Linked DNA regions of Homo sapiens: region 2 is linked to region 1. The links are chromatin contacts, found by Hi-C or POLR2A ChIA-PET in ENCODE. All regions are on one chromosome and are shown on one strand. Each heading gives the region's core, a stretch centred on a gene start or an enhancer-like site at or near the end of the contact. The rest is flanking DNA. Distances are from core to core; before and after follow the strand shown.

Region 1 (6,426 bases), core at 2,237-4,736:
ACCATTGCATCAGCCCTATTTCTTCTTACCTCTCTAAGGTATTCTCCCTGACTGTAGCCAGAGAGACTTAGATAAAATATATACCTATGTGTCACTTTATTGTTAAAAATCGACCCCCTCTCAGTTAGAAGGAAAGATTGAGGATTCCTGGAATGGCATGGAAAGCCAAAGGTGACAGGAGCCCTTGCCTACTTCTGCAGTCCTGTCTCCCTCCATCCTCTGCCTTCCTGCTTATCCTCCTCCAACATTGAACTACAAATGGTATTCCCAACACAGCGTGCTGCATCATTTTTCTTGGCTTTCTCTCATGGTTTCCAATGACCCAGATCCCTTTGGTTCCCTTTAGCCTGGCTGTCTCTTCCTCAGCTTTCAAGACTGTGTTCAGGGCTTGCCTTCTCCCTGCAAGGACCTCCTCTGACCCAGTTGGGTTATGCTGTGTCTGCAGATCATCACCTTGAGGACACCTCCGTGTGTGCTGTGGCACTTAACATGTTTACATGTGTCAGTCCCACTAAACTAGAAGCTCCTTGAAAGTAGAAACTGTATCTTCAGCTTTTTATTTTCATGCCCACCACAACTTTTGAGCCATACTATGCAACAACAAATATTTGGTGGTTTTGAATAAATTTTACTACACTGTAACACCAGGCCAATACCATGTTCTTAACAAGCTACCATGTGGGGGGAAATTGAAATGTCTTCTGATCTGATTTGCAGCCAGCCACTAGCATGCCACCTGCCAGAAAGGAGAAAGTTTCAAAATTTAGAAACCACATCACCTTGCTTTGAGGGGGAGGTAATGAAATTGTTAAAATGGGGAAAAAGAAAAAAAGCCACATACACCCTCCTCCATCTTTCTCCCCTGTAATTTTAGTCATCTTATGTTTAGCTGGCATAATGCATCTGTAATTCTACTTCCCAATCTGTATCCCAGATCAGCAAGTCTTCTTTGAGCCTTAGGTCCATGTCAGCTAAAAGTCCTACTTTCCAGCTTCTGCCCAAGCATGCCCAAGGGTTAAAGTTGAGGTTTCACTTAGTGTTGGGTACAGGTCTGGAGAGGGAGCCTTTAACTGCTACCCTGGCCACCTGTTTGTTGGAGTGTCAAGTGGGTTCACCATATCAAGAAGATTTATCCCAAATACTCAGGCTGGGAGAGCAGACACTGGTGCTCATATCTGAATGGGGGAGGAGTCTCTAAAGTGAGCAACTGCCACAGAATCCACAAGAATTAGAACAGAGTGCCCCATTTGCCAAAACACAGATTTTTGCCACTTTTTCTATGCAAAAATATGTACACACTGAAGTTAATAGATTCAGTGAATTGAACCTTATTAAATAACATAAAAAAACAGGTCAGGCCCAATCTTGAAAGCAAGCACAGAGGCAATATAGAATATTTATCCCAGTTTTTCACATGAGACACAGCCAAGAAACATTGAGGTGTTTTGAAGTTAGATTCATTCCAGCCAGAAGTCATGGAAGAGAGCAGTTTCTCCAAGGCTGTGCACGTATAACTAGTGTTTAGTATTTATTCCGCCGTAGCTCCACTGTTTTATCTTTAGCTAGATGACTGATGTTTACCATTAGAAATTCACTTTAATTTTCTGTATTCAGTTGCTTTTCATTTCATAGAGAAACTAATTTGTATGTGCAGTTCCACAGGCTACACCTGATCTTGTAATACTAAAACCTGAGAGCACACTGCATCTGTGACTGTATCTGAAGTTGAACTGCTTACATACACAAATTTGGAGCATAAAATATAAAACCTGGAAGTAATTATTTCAAGAAACTCAATCTAGTGGAAGAGATTCCTTTTTTTGTTTTTTAAGTTAGTATTGTTTTCCCATCAACATCAGTAGAGTTGAAAAAAAATGGAAAGAGAAAATAATGTTTTTAACTTCTGCCCAAGTAAAGACAAAGGAGAAATTTTGTACGTGGGAGTCTTCTGTAAACCCTACCCTGTCAGCCTCCGGCATTGAGCACCTGTGCCCAGCTGGCGTTTTCTTGCTCCTACGGTGTCAGCCTTTGCACGAGCAGGGCCCCACACATTAGTCCCTTTGAAGGGACTATTCCACCTACTTGTGACCACCTATTCATCCACCTACTTGTGACCTCTTTGCTTTTTTAACTCATTCTTGTGTGCAACAAGGAAAGTTTGAGAAGGAAAAACATCTAGGACACTTTTGTTTTGATGGTGTATCAGTCTAAGATAAGATCTTCCCTGTTGAAGGAATGGTTTGCTAAATTAATAACAACAAAAGCTCTTCAGTTCCTTGAATACAGTAGATCTCAGGGTGTCACAGATCAAGGTTAGACAGTCTCTTTTTTTCTCTAAAGAACTTCGTGGTTTTGTCATTGGTGTTTTCTTTGAAGGGGGTTTGCAGACTATTGGTCACATCCATTCAAGGGAAATAAAAGCCCTAGATTTCCAAACCACATGTAAATGATCGTAGGATCCTCTTCACCTTCACAGCTAGTAAAGAGTAATTTCTTCCAAGCTGTGCCAAGTTACAAATGGAGCACAAGAAACAGATTAGTTCCTTTTACATTGAGAGCGTTACTGCAGGGGTACAGTTTTTCAGTCAAGCTGTTCACTTTGTTCTGAATTAGCACTTAATTTTGTGCCATTTTGAATGTGTAATGATCTTTTGAGTGTGTAAGTCTTGGTTGACAATTAGATTGCATGTTCTTTGGGGGCAGGAGCTATGTTTTCTTTTTAATTTTGTGCTAGACTCAGGGAACTTGTGCATCACCCTACCACCAGAAGTTACCAACAGGTTTCTAAGAGCATTTTTCATGCAGAGCTCTTCCCAAGAATTATTGCTAATTTGAGGGCCTTTTTGGATACCACCTTTTTGCACAGGAGGTTAAATTGCCTTTAGGCATGAATGTTAAATGTATAATGCCAGACTTGGAAGCACACTGGCACAGTGAATTCAGCTTTTTCCAAAACAAGTCCCCAGTAGACTTGAAAACCCACAAAGAATGTGAAAGAGTTTTCAACTTCTCTAGACTTCTTTTTTCTTTTTTTTTTTTTTCTTGTATACATGGTGACTTCAGAATTCTTTTGAGTACCAGTTTGTGTATTAGATACTGTTCTTTCTTTATATCCCCTGAATGGTTACTCCATAGCATCAGTTTCTCTGTGGAGGGCATATGATTATTATCAGAAGAACCAGATAAAAAACAAAAATATTGTCAGGCAGGGGTCAGTTGAATGAGCCTCCACTTGAATGTTTGCATAATGTAGTCTCATTGATAGGTAGACATAACATTTCATAAATACAGTCAGAAGACGGTTTATTTAATGATGCAAGTTGTTTAGCTGGCGTAAGCAGAATTATCTGGGATGATTCCTGTCAGAATACTTGGATTCTTGCATGGCTGGCAGTTTGCCCATGACATTGGAGCCAAGTACAGAAAAGAAACCCACGTTAGACACAATTCCCGAAAGATACTTTCTCAAAATGAACAAACTGAACAATGAACTCATCCTAGCTGTGACACTCTTAAGGAAGTCTCTAGATGACTAAGCAGGAGGAAGTCAGCTATGCACATGAGCTGTCACTTCTACACTGCCTGCCCTCCTGCCACCATATTCTTTCCATACCCGAGTGGCATGGCTGGGTCCCTCATGCCAGCCATGTTCCACTCTGGCCTGGGGCATGGCACATAATAAAGCACATGGTTACAGTTTTGTAAAAATCTAATGTACCACATCACAATTTCTAGTGCCGTCTGCTTTCTGAAATGCTCTTTTAAAATCTTGTGCTTTTGTGTCTGATGTCACTATATTTTAAAAGAGGCTTTATCTTTTCTTATAGCAGATGTTTCTTTAAATGTATATTATAGTTTGTTGGGGGAAAAAATAATTGCTTATGTGGCCTTTCCTTCTGTCTTTCCCCACCCAGTCCTGCATTTTTTCCTGAAATATTGGAGGTGGCTTGTTTGTATTAAGTCAGATTTACATGGAATGTCCCCAACCAGGGTAAAAGAACCCATGGCTTCTTCATGACACAGCTAGGTGAATTCCATCGAGTTTTTCCACAACCACTTAATACTTGCTTGATAAAAATTCCATTATGCAGAAATAGTATGGTGGCAGTTTTCTACACAATGAATGTTAGAAACAGAGATGGGAAGTTTTAGTTATCTAGAACCAGTGTCCAAATTAGGAGACATGCCTCAGGCAAAAACACTGAAACACATGATCATGATTCAGTGATTTGTCTAAAAATGCTCTTCTAGGACCTTCCTGGAAGAGAGTACAGTCTTTGAGAAGACTAATGCGTATGGCATGTGAGCTGGAACTATCCTAGAGCTGAGAACAGCTCTGGCGCCCTGACTCCCTGCACAAACACCTCTCCCCCTCGCCACCACCACCACCTCTCAAAGACAAAGGCTAACTGTGTGTTCAGTGCTGCAGGAGACAGTATGATTTCCCATCTCGCTTTCTGAACCTCTCCATGACATTAATGGAGTGTGAATAAGTCCCTGTGTGCTAAGGGCAGGGAATGCCTGTTAGATTCTCAGTGTTGCACTGTTATCATTCTGCCACATCGCTCACAGCTTCATCTTGTCACAGAGGAGCCTCAATGAAGTGCATATGTGTCTGCTGGCAGACTCCCTTCAAAGGCTTCAGCTTGTTTTACATCTGCTTTCTGTGTTACTCTGACTTTTCCAATTGGTTATGTGTCCAGTGGGGCTTGAAAACCGCTCTTGCCCACATTTCATAACTCTGTGTGTATAGTGATATTATGAGGGCATTGTCCTATGCCAGGTAGCAGAAAAGATAATGTTTAGAGGGAAAATTATGAATCTAGTAAAAGGCCTGGAGATTTTTCAAAGGTTTTTATTGCCCATTTTGTTCCCTTAATATTTCTCTTAAGCATTGTTACCCTGTAAAAACAGAAAATTTTGGTAGCTCTAGGACAAAAGAAATACTTGAAGACATGTGGAATGTCCCTGGTACCTTCAGGATGTGCAGTCATATCTCCCTCACCCGGTACATAAAACAGAACTGGATCTGAACTCACACAGCATCATGAGCTGTACCTTTCAAGGGCTATACTCTTAAGAAGAATTGTTGTCGTGACAGCAAAAGCGCTGGAACAGGCCTAGGTGGCCAGTGGGGCAAGGGCGGTCTTGCAGATCCAGAATTCAAATTCATTCCTACTGAGGAGGAGAAGACTAGTTTTTAAAAAGTGACAGGGGCCCACAACCTGAGATGTGCCAGTGTTCTAGTCCCCACACCAGGCTTATGGTGAGGCTGCCTTACAACAATTATCACCATCGATCACACCCAGCCTACAGCCAGCCTCACAAATCAACATTTTACACCCTTTCACGATCAGGTTCTGCCAGTGAGGAGTAAATAGTGGAGTAAGATTTTATTAAAGCACAAGGCTCTTGGGTAGAAGTTGTAGGTGTTATTGTGTAACAGTTTTCTAAAAGACATTGACCAGTAACTTTATCCTTAACTATAACTTCAACATTTCTTCATTCTGTAAGAAGCCAAGGCAGCAACTCTAGCCAGCTCCTTAAATCTCTCAGATTCAAATCCCATGGATAACAGGCCAGTCCCCAAGTGTTTAGACCTTCTGAACCAGAAGTGTCCCTCTCCTGAGAATTTTTCTTCATTTGAAAACAAGAGGAGGAGCCATAATTCAAAAGTTTGAGCTCCCCCTGTTGCCACAGTAGTTAAGAACACTAGCTCTTCTAAGCACTTATTATGTTAACTATAACAATCTTTTGAAGTAGGCACTATTATCATCCCCATTTCAGAGATTATGAGACCAGAGACATTGAATAACTTTCCCGGAGTCACTAGCTAGTAAATACAAAAGCAGAATTTTAAACCCTTGGAGACTAATTATGAGCCAGTTAGAATACTGGTTAGAATACCACCATACAGTACACCCACCACTATAGCAGTTGGCACTGGAATTAAAAAAGATTAAGATCCACACACAGATGTTCCTGCGGTGTTAGTTACAATAATAAACTATGCAAATAAAATACTATGTCACCATTAAACAAGGTAGAGAAGGACCCACAACATAAATGGTAGAAGAAAAGGACCTATCATTGCAAATGTGAAAAATAAATGGCTCTACATAGACTTAGAAAAGTAGTAAATATAGAAAATTAAAAGATGTTTGTTGGAGTCATGGGAGGTATGGAGTTTTTGTTTTGTATTTAACATGACTTTAATATTGTCAAATCATTGTTTTACTGATAAACAACTCTTAGTTGATGGGTTGGGAAGTGAGGTGAAGGAGAATTTCAATAAGAAGAAAACTCAAACCCAGCAGGAGCAAAGCATGACTATATATAATCAGGTAACATGATTGTAACATGACGATATTACAAATGTTACTCTCTTCTCAAACTGGGTTGGAGATAGAAACACTACCTAAGGCA
Region 2 (6,426 bases), core at 1,191-3,690, 93 kb before region 1:
CAAGTGATCCTCCTGCCTTGGCCTTCCGAAGTGTTGAGATTACAGGCATGAGCCATCAGTCTTGAGCCCTTCCTTTCTTTCTGAAGTCTTTCCTTCCTCTCCTCCAAGCTTTTGTTAGGCTATCACAACTGGCCACAGAACTACAGCGTCCTATCTTCAAGTTTGTGTCCCTCTCTTCTTTAAGTTGAAATTCAAGGTCTACCTCTTCCAGGCAGATGATCTCTTTTTTTTCCTAAAGTTCCTGCTCTTTATTACATTAGAACAATTCTGATGTGATGGGTTTCATCCACCACATCTCACTTGGGGTGTGTAAGTGGGTGGAGTGGAAAAGCAATAATGCCTGTTGTCTTGAGAAAGGGATGGGTTGCACCACTACCCATTAAGGTATCAGGTTACCTCTAGGGAATGGGAGTGAGTTCTTGTAATATTCTTGCCCATTTGTAAGATTGTTTTGAAAGCTATTACAGAGCTGCAATTCTGTAAGAATATGAAGTAGCATTAAAACTTAAGTTTCTTGAGTCTTATGTAAGAATTTAAAGATGTACATATGTTTTATTAGAGGGGCCTCTCTTTAGTTTTTCTCAACCTTCAGGTTTTTGGTAAAATTTTCCTCTCCTCCCCTCCCCACCAGAATACAGGGGACACATCTTAGATGGATTGATTGAAAAAAAAAAAAAACTAGTAATTTTCATTATAAAAGGATTCCTCATTATGTGATTGTTGGTTAATTACTGAGGGTTTTTTGCCTTTTTTTTTTTTTTTTTTTTTTTTTTTTTTGAGACAAGAGTCTTGCTCTGTTGCCTAGGCTGGAATGCAGTGGTGCAAACTTGGCTCACTGCAACCTCCACCTCCTGGGTTCAAGCGATTCTCCTGCCTCAGCCTCCTGAGTAGCTGGGACTACAGGTGTGCGCCACCCCGCCTGGCTAATTTTTGTATTTTTAGTAGAGATGGGGTTTTGCCATGTTGGCTAGGCTGGTTTTGAACTCCTGACCTCAGGTGATCCACCTGCCTTGGCCTCCCGAAGTGCTGGCATTACAGGCATGAGCCACCACGCCCATCCTGCTGAGTTGTTTTTTAAGCTTTTGTTTAGGTATGTTTATCATTACCAGCTAGATTGTTTAATATCTTTGAGCACTGGAACCTCTCTTTGTAACAATAGCATTTATGTATTTCATGCATATTTTGCAGGGCACAGCATTTTCTGGTATTTTTCTCAGGCTTTCTTTAAAAATTGTGTTTCCTCATCACATTTAAAACATGGATTTGCTCATATCAAATTTTTCCAGAACACATCCAGGGTGTGAAGTTAGGTATACTTATCGGTCATTATCTCAGCAAGAATTGTCAGTGTGTGACAGTGCTCTGTGTCAGGGATGCGCCTAGAGGTGCTCCACCCTTTCTGATTAAAATGAGGTCGTTGGGTTGACCAGGACAGCTGTTTTCTGAAATTTTTGCCACAAACAATCACGTCAACTAAAGTAAGGATGGAGACAGTTTGTGAGATGAGCACATGTGGAAATTACTCTATGCCTGAATAGGAACAGAAAGATCTGGCCTGTCACTGTGTGGGTGTATGCTGTGGAAGGCCTCCCCCCAGGGGGATTCATCCCAGCAATTTGTTTATCCCAATAAAGTTTGTAGACCTGTTAACCTAGGAACTCCCTACATGTCAATTAGAGGAGCCATGAAAACCTCTCGCATCGCAGGGAGGGTTGGTTAGAAGTGTCAGTTCAGGGAACCGGAAATTGCTTGGCTCAGCTGACACAAAAGAGGATCTGAAGGGTGCGGGCAGAGAGCAGGCAGTTTTAGAACCAGGAGACGCCTTTTCCTGCTGGGGAGTGACAAGTCAAGTGTCATTTGGAAGAGTTGAAAGGTGGACTCTGTGTGGAGCAAGGGACAAGATGGGGCTGCTTTGGGAGTGACACGGACCCAGAGCTAGAGTGCCCAGAAGATTCCGATTAGCTGTGGAATCCCGTGGAGTAGCCCTTCCAGCTTAGCAGGGGCACTGGGTCTCTGAATTTCAAAGACTTGCTGTCTTGGTTTTACCCCTCACCGTACCACCTGCATCAGAAACTCTTGGGGTGCTCATTAAAAATGTAAACCATTGGGTCCCTCTGTCGCCGGCAAAAACAATGTGGGGGGCATTTTAGGCTATCTGGGTTACCTGGAATCTCACTGAAGGCTAAGGACCACTGGGTGAATTATTCCTCAAAGAGCGGTTGCTCTGTGTGTTTGAACCTTTCAGTGATGAGAAATGAACTGTCTTCTAAAGCAGTGATCTTTTAAGTCTGGGGTGATGCAGGCAGGAAATGTAAATGGGTGCCAAATAAGAGAATGACAGTCTTATGAGTAACTGAGTTAAAATTGAGTCCAAAGAAAAATTGGGATACTTTGCTTAGGATTGACGTCAGAAAAGCTAACAGCACATGTTAGTTGGAACCCTGTTTGGCTGTAGTACCGGAGCAGCTGGACTGATGCATGAGAGCCATTCTGAGTTCCTCTAGGACACTGGAAATAGTTTCAGAGGTCAGCCTGTGGACATGCTGAGCCAGCTAAGATGCCAGGGCCAGGCATAAACCTCTGGGTTCAGATGAAGCTCTCTGAAATCTAGGATAAGGAAAAGCTTTTTCTTTTCTTTTTTTTTTTCCTGTCTAATGTCTGCCATATAATTTTTAAAGTAACTGCCTGATGGGGTGGCAGTGTATGCATTTGCACATTATGGGGTGGGAGGATCTGTGTGTTTTGTGGGGGAGGCTGTCACAAAAAGGAGAGATTCCTGAGCATATATTGAGCCCAAATACTGTGAGCAATGAGAATGAGTTTCCATTTTCTTTCTTTTTGTTGACCCTTTTCCTCACCCTCTCTGCTGTACACAGAGTAGGAAAGACTGTCATTTGCAGCACAGACAGAAAATGTTCCAGGGCTTGTGCCATTGCAGAAACCCCTTCCTCCCCTGAAACTGGTCAGCTGTCTAATCAGAGAGGCACCCAGACCACGACGTGGCTCCTCTCCCTGCCTCTGCTTGTTCAGGCACCATCCCTAAAACCTGCCAGTTAATGCTACCTTTAGGAAAAAACATTTAGTGATTAAAAGCTCTTGCTAAAATGTGGAGATTTACCCAATTCTTATTCATCCCTCCTAAGGGAAGACTGCAAAAAAAAAAAATCATTAAAATAAAAAGACTAGATACTGTAATGTAATCTCACTTGCCTCAGTCTTTTCCCATTTACTAGCATCACCGCATCCCCAGCTGCTGCAGCTAATAACATTTTGAAATTTTTAACTTCTATACTGACAACCATATATAGGGCTATTGAACAGCTAGAGGGGAAAGCAGCCAGGAATATCAAGGGGTGGGGACAGTCTTAGAATTTGATAAACAGACAGTGTCCTGTGATCAAATTGGTTGAAAGCAGCAACTTGTACACCATGTAGAAAACATGCTTCCCAGTTCTTCAGCTGACACCTAGCTAGGAGGAGTGGTGATGTACACAAAATAACAGTAGCTTCCAGAAAGCGGCACACTGGAAGGTAAGCCCACGTTTGTAATAGGAATAAATAATCATAAAATCCTGCATTTCTGTGAAAAATACTGAGGGAATTCTAGTATGACTAGGTGTATAAAAAGACCTGAATGGTTGATGTCTTAGTTCAGGCCGCTCTAACAAAGTAGACTAGGTGGCTTATCAACAACAGAAATCTATTTGTCACAGTTCTGGAGGCTGGAAGTCTGAGATCAGGGTGCCAACATGATCGGGTTCTGGTGAGGGCTCTCTTCTGGGTGGTAGACTGCTGACTGCTGTATTTTCATGTGGCAGAGAGAGCCATAGGGTTCTCTGGGGTATGTTTTTATAAGGGCAGTAATCCTATTCATGAGGGCTCCATCTTTATGACCTAAATCACCTTCCAAAGGCCACATCTTTTTTTTTTTTTTTGAGATGGAGTCTCACTCTGTCTCCCAGGCTGGAGTGCAATAGCACGATCTCAGCTCTCAGCACTGCAACCTCCGCCTCCTGGGTTCAAGTGATTCTCCTGCCTCAACCTCCTGAATAGCTGGGATTACAGGCACGCGCCACCATGCCTGGCTAAGTTTTGTATTTTTAGTAAAGACGGTGTTTCACTGTGTTGGTCAGGCTGGTCTCGAACTCTTGACCTCGTGATCCACCTGCCTCAGCCTCCCAAAGTGTTGGGATTACAGGCGTGAGCCACTGTGCCTGGCCAAGGCCCCACCTTCTATACTATTACATTAGGGGTTAGGATTTCAACAAATGAACTTTAGGAGGACATAAACATTCAATTCAAAGTATTTGGTTTGACTATAAATGAGTATTAGCCAACAAATTAATTTAGCTGCTTACGCCCTTAGCATAGTTTTACCTATATTAATAAAATTATGATATTTTGATTAAGAAATGAAATCATCATACTACCTAGACAAATAAATTCTAGTTCAGAAGTTCTTTCAGTTTGGCTTTTTGAAGTCAGAACACATGTTTTTGTGTGTAGAAACATTATACCATGTTTGGAAGCCAGGTTCCTAGGTTTCCCAGGTTACCACAGAAACCCAGCCTTTCAGTGGACGTTTCGAACCAATATAGCCAGCATCCATTCTGAGTCTCTTGTGAGCGCAGGTTTGTCATGTGGTACATAGATAGAGGAAGAGTATCTTCCTTGCATCTAATAATCTTACCAAAAAATGTAGATGGGATGATCTTTTGCATTCTCTTCTCTCTGTGAAGCTTGAGAATAATAAAAGGGAGGCACCCCGAACAGAACACGTGGGCATCTCTACATTCCCTTCCTGATGCTCTTCTCAGTTGTCCTAAGTGATGAGCATTTCATCACGTCACATCCTGGAAGTTTTGAGATTTTAAAGTGGGGCCCTGACCCAAATGCCTCTCTCTTTAGAGTTTCAGATGATAAAACAATCTCAAGTGACAAAATCCCAGAACAATGACAGTCTGGAACAGGCCAGGCCTTCCAGGGACCTCTTCTGGGGAAGTGGCTCTCCCAGCTTCACCTGCCTGTTACTTTTGAACCTAGGGGTTTTTGTTGTTGTTGTTTTAGTTAGCTTTCTCTCTCTCTTTTTTATTTTTTATTTATTTATTTTTTTATGAGGCTGTGCAAAGAAGCCTCCAAGCCCCTGAGTAGGACGAGGGGGATCGAGAAGCTCTTTATATGTATAGGCTGATTTTAAGGTTAGAACTGGTCATGTGTGCCCTCGGCGGAGCCCTCCTGGATATCAGGAAATAAAATTTAGAGATGAACATTGTGTTAGTCTGTTGGTGGTTCTATAAAGAAATATCCAAGGCTGGGTAGTTTATAAAGAAAGAGATCTAATTGGCACATGGTTCTGCAGGCTGTACAGGAGGCATGGCACCACCATCTGCTTGGCTTCAAGTCAGGCCTCAGAGAGCTTACAGTCATGGCAGAAGACAGAGTGGGAGCAGATGTGTCACATGGCAAGAGAGGGAGCAAGAGAGAGAGAGGGAAAGGCCACACACTTTTAAACAACCGGATCTCAGAGTGAGAACTCACTCATCACCAGGGGATGGTGTTAAGCCACTCATGAGGGATCTGCCACATGATTCAAACCCCCCACCAGGTCCCACCTTCAACAGTGGGGATCACATTTCAGTGTGAGATTTGGAGGGACACAAATCTAAACCATATCAGACATTGAGAAAGATGGACTCAAGTGTAGGTAGCAGTTACTGAGCACTTCTTACAAGCCCGACAGTTTATTAATTAGCTTGTGTAATCTTTACAACAACACTGCGAGCTAGTATGGAATAGATGGTATCCTCCTCCTCACTGTACAGATGAAGAGATGAGACTTGGAAGCTTTAAATGCTTTGCCCAAGGTCACCTAGTTAGTGAGTGACCATGGTGGGATATGAACTGTAATTTCAGAATCCATCCTTTCATTCCTAATTGCTGTACTGCCTCCTTAGAAGTTGCCCAAGCCAAAGAAATTGTTTGGTTATTGTTTGTTTTGAGGTTTAGAGGAATATTATTGGGGGATAATAGTTATCACTAAAGATTTAAAGTTGGTTAAAAGAAGGGGAGACTAGACTTGTTCTATGTTGTAGCAGTTAGAAATGTTTTAGAAATAAATTGGGACATCTGCTGTTTTCTAATGACATTTTAAATTTCTTAAATTTACCCCCACCCCAAATCTCTATGCTATAGGTAAAATTCTATGCCATAAAGAAAATTCAATTTTTTTTCATTTAAAAAATGACATTTAAAGTTTTTATTTATTTATTTATTTATTTTGAGACAGAGTCTCGCTCCCTCGCCCAGGCTGGAGTGCGGTGGCACGATCTTGGCTCACTGCAAGCTCCGCCTCCCAGGTTCACACCATTCTCCTGCCTCAGCCTCCCTAGTAGCTGGGACTACAGGCACCTGCCACCACGCCTGGCT

What was found. A loop is a pair of places that touch in the nucleus more often than their neighbours do. ChIA-PET counts read pairs that join two places held with the same protein, here RNA polymerase II (POLR2A). Pooled maps may share reads with other maps.
Region 2: a loop to region 1 is called in a pooled map, with 2.6 times the contacts of the local background. The contact joins two enhancer-like sites. A Hi-C loop is called at or near these places in 1 of 168 maps with a recorded cell type or tissue (cardiac septum) and 3 of 50 pooled maps. POLR2A ChIA-PET finds 5 or more read pairs at or near these places in 4 of 52 experiments (AG04449, AG04450, BJ and 1 more).

The regions. Positions count from the first base shown.
Region 1 is chr2:160,291,636-160,298,061 of GRCh38, reverse strand. The region is part of intron 6 of RBMS1 (RNA binding motif single stranded interacting protein 1); the gene reads left to right. Among named protein-coding and RNA genes, the nearest start is that of LINC02478, 23 kb to the right of the region's middle. Within about 2 kb of position 3,486, at least 17 of the 41 ENCODE cell types and tissues checked have a DNase peak (open chromatin) inside an H3K27ac peak, as active enhancers do.
Region 2 is chr2:160,384,050-160,390,475 of GRCh38, reverse strand. The region is part of intron 1 of RBMS1 (RNA binding motif single stranded interacting protein 1); the gene reads left to right. Among named protein-coding and RNA genes, the nearest start is that of MIR4785, 21 kb to the left of the region's middle. Within about 2 kb of position 2,440, at least 24 of the 41 ENCODE cell types and tissues checked have a DNase peak (open chromatin) inside an H3K27ac peak, as active enhancers do.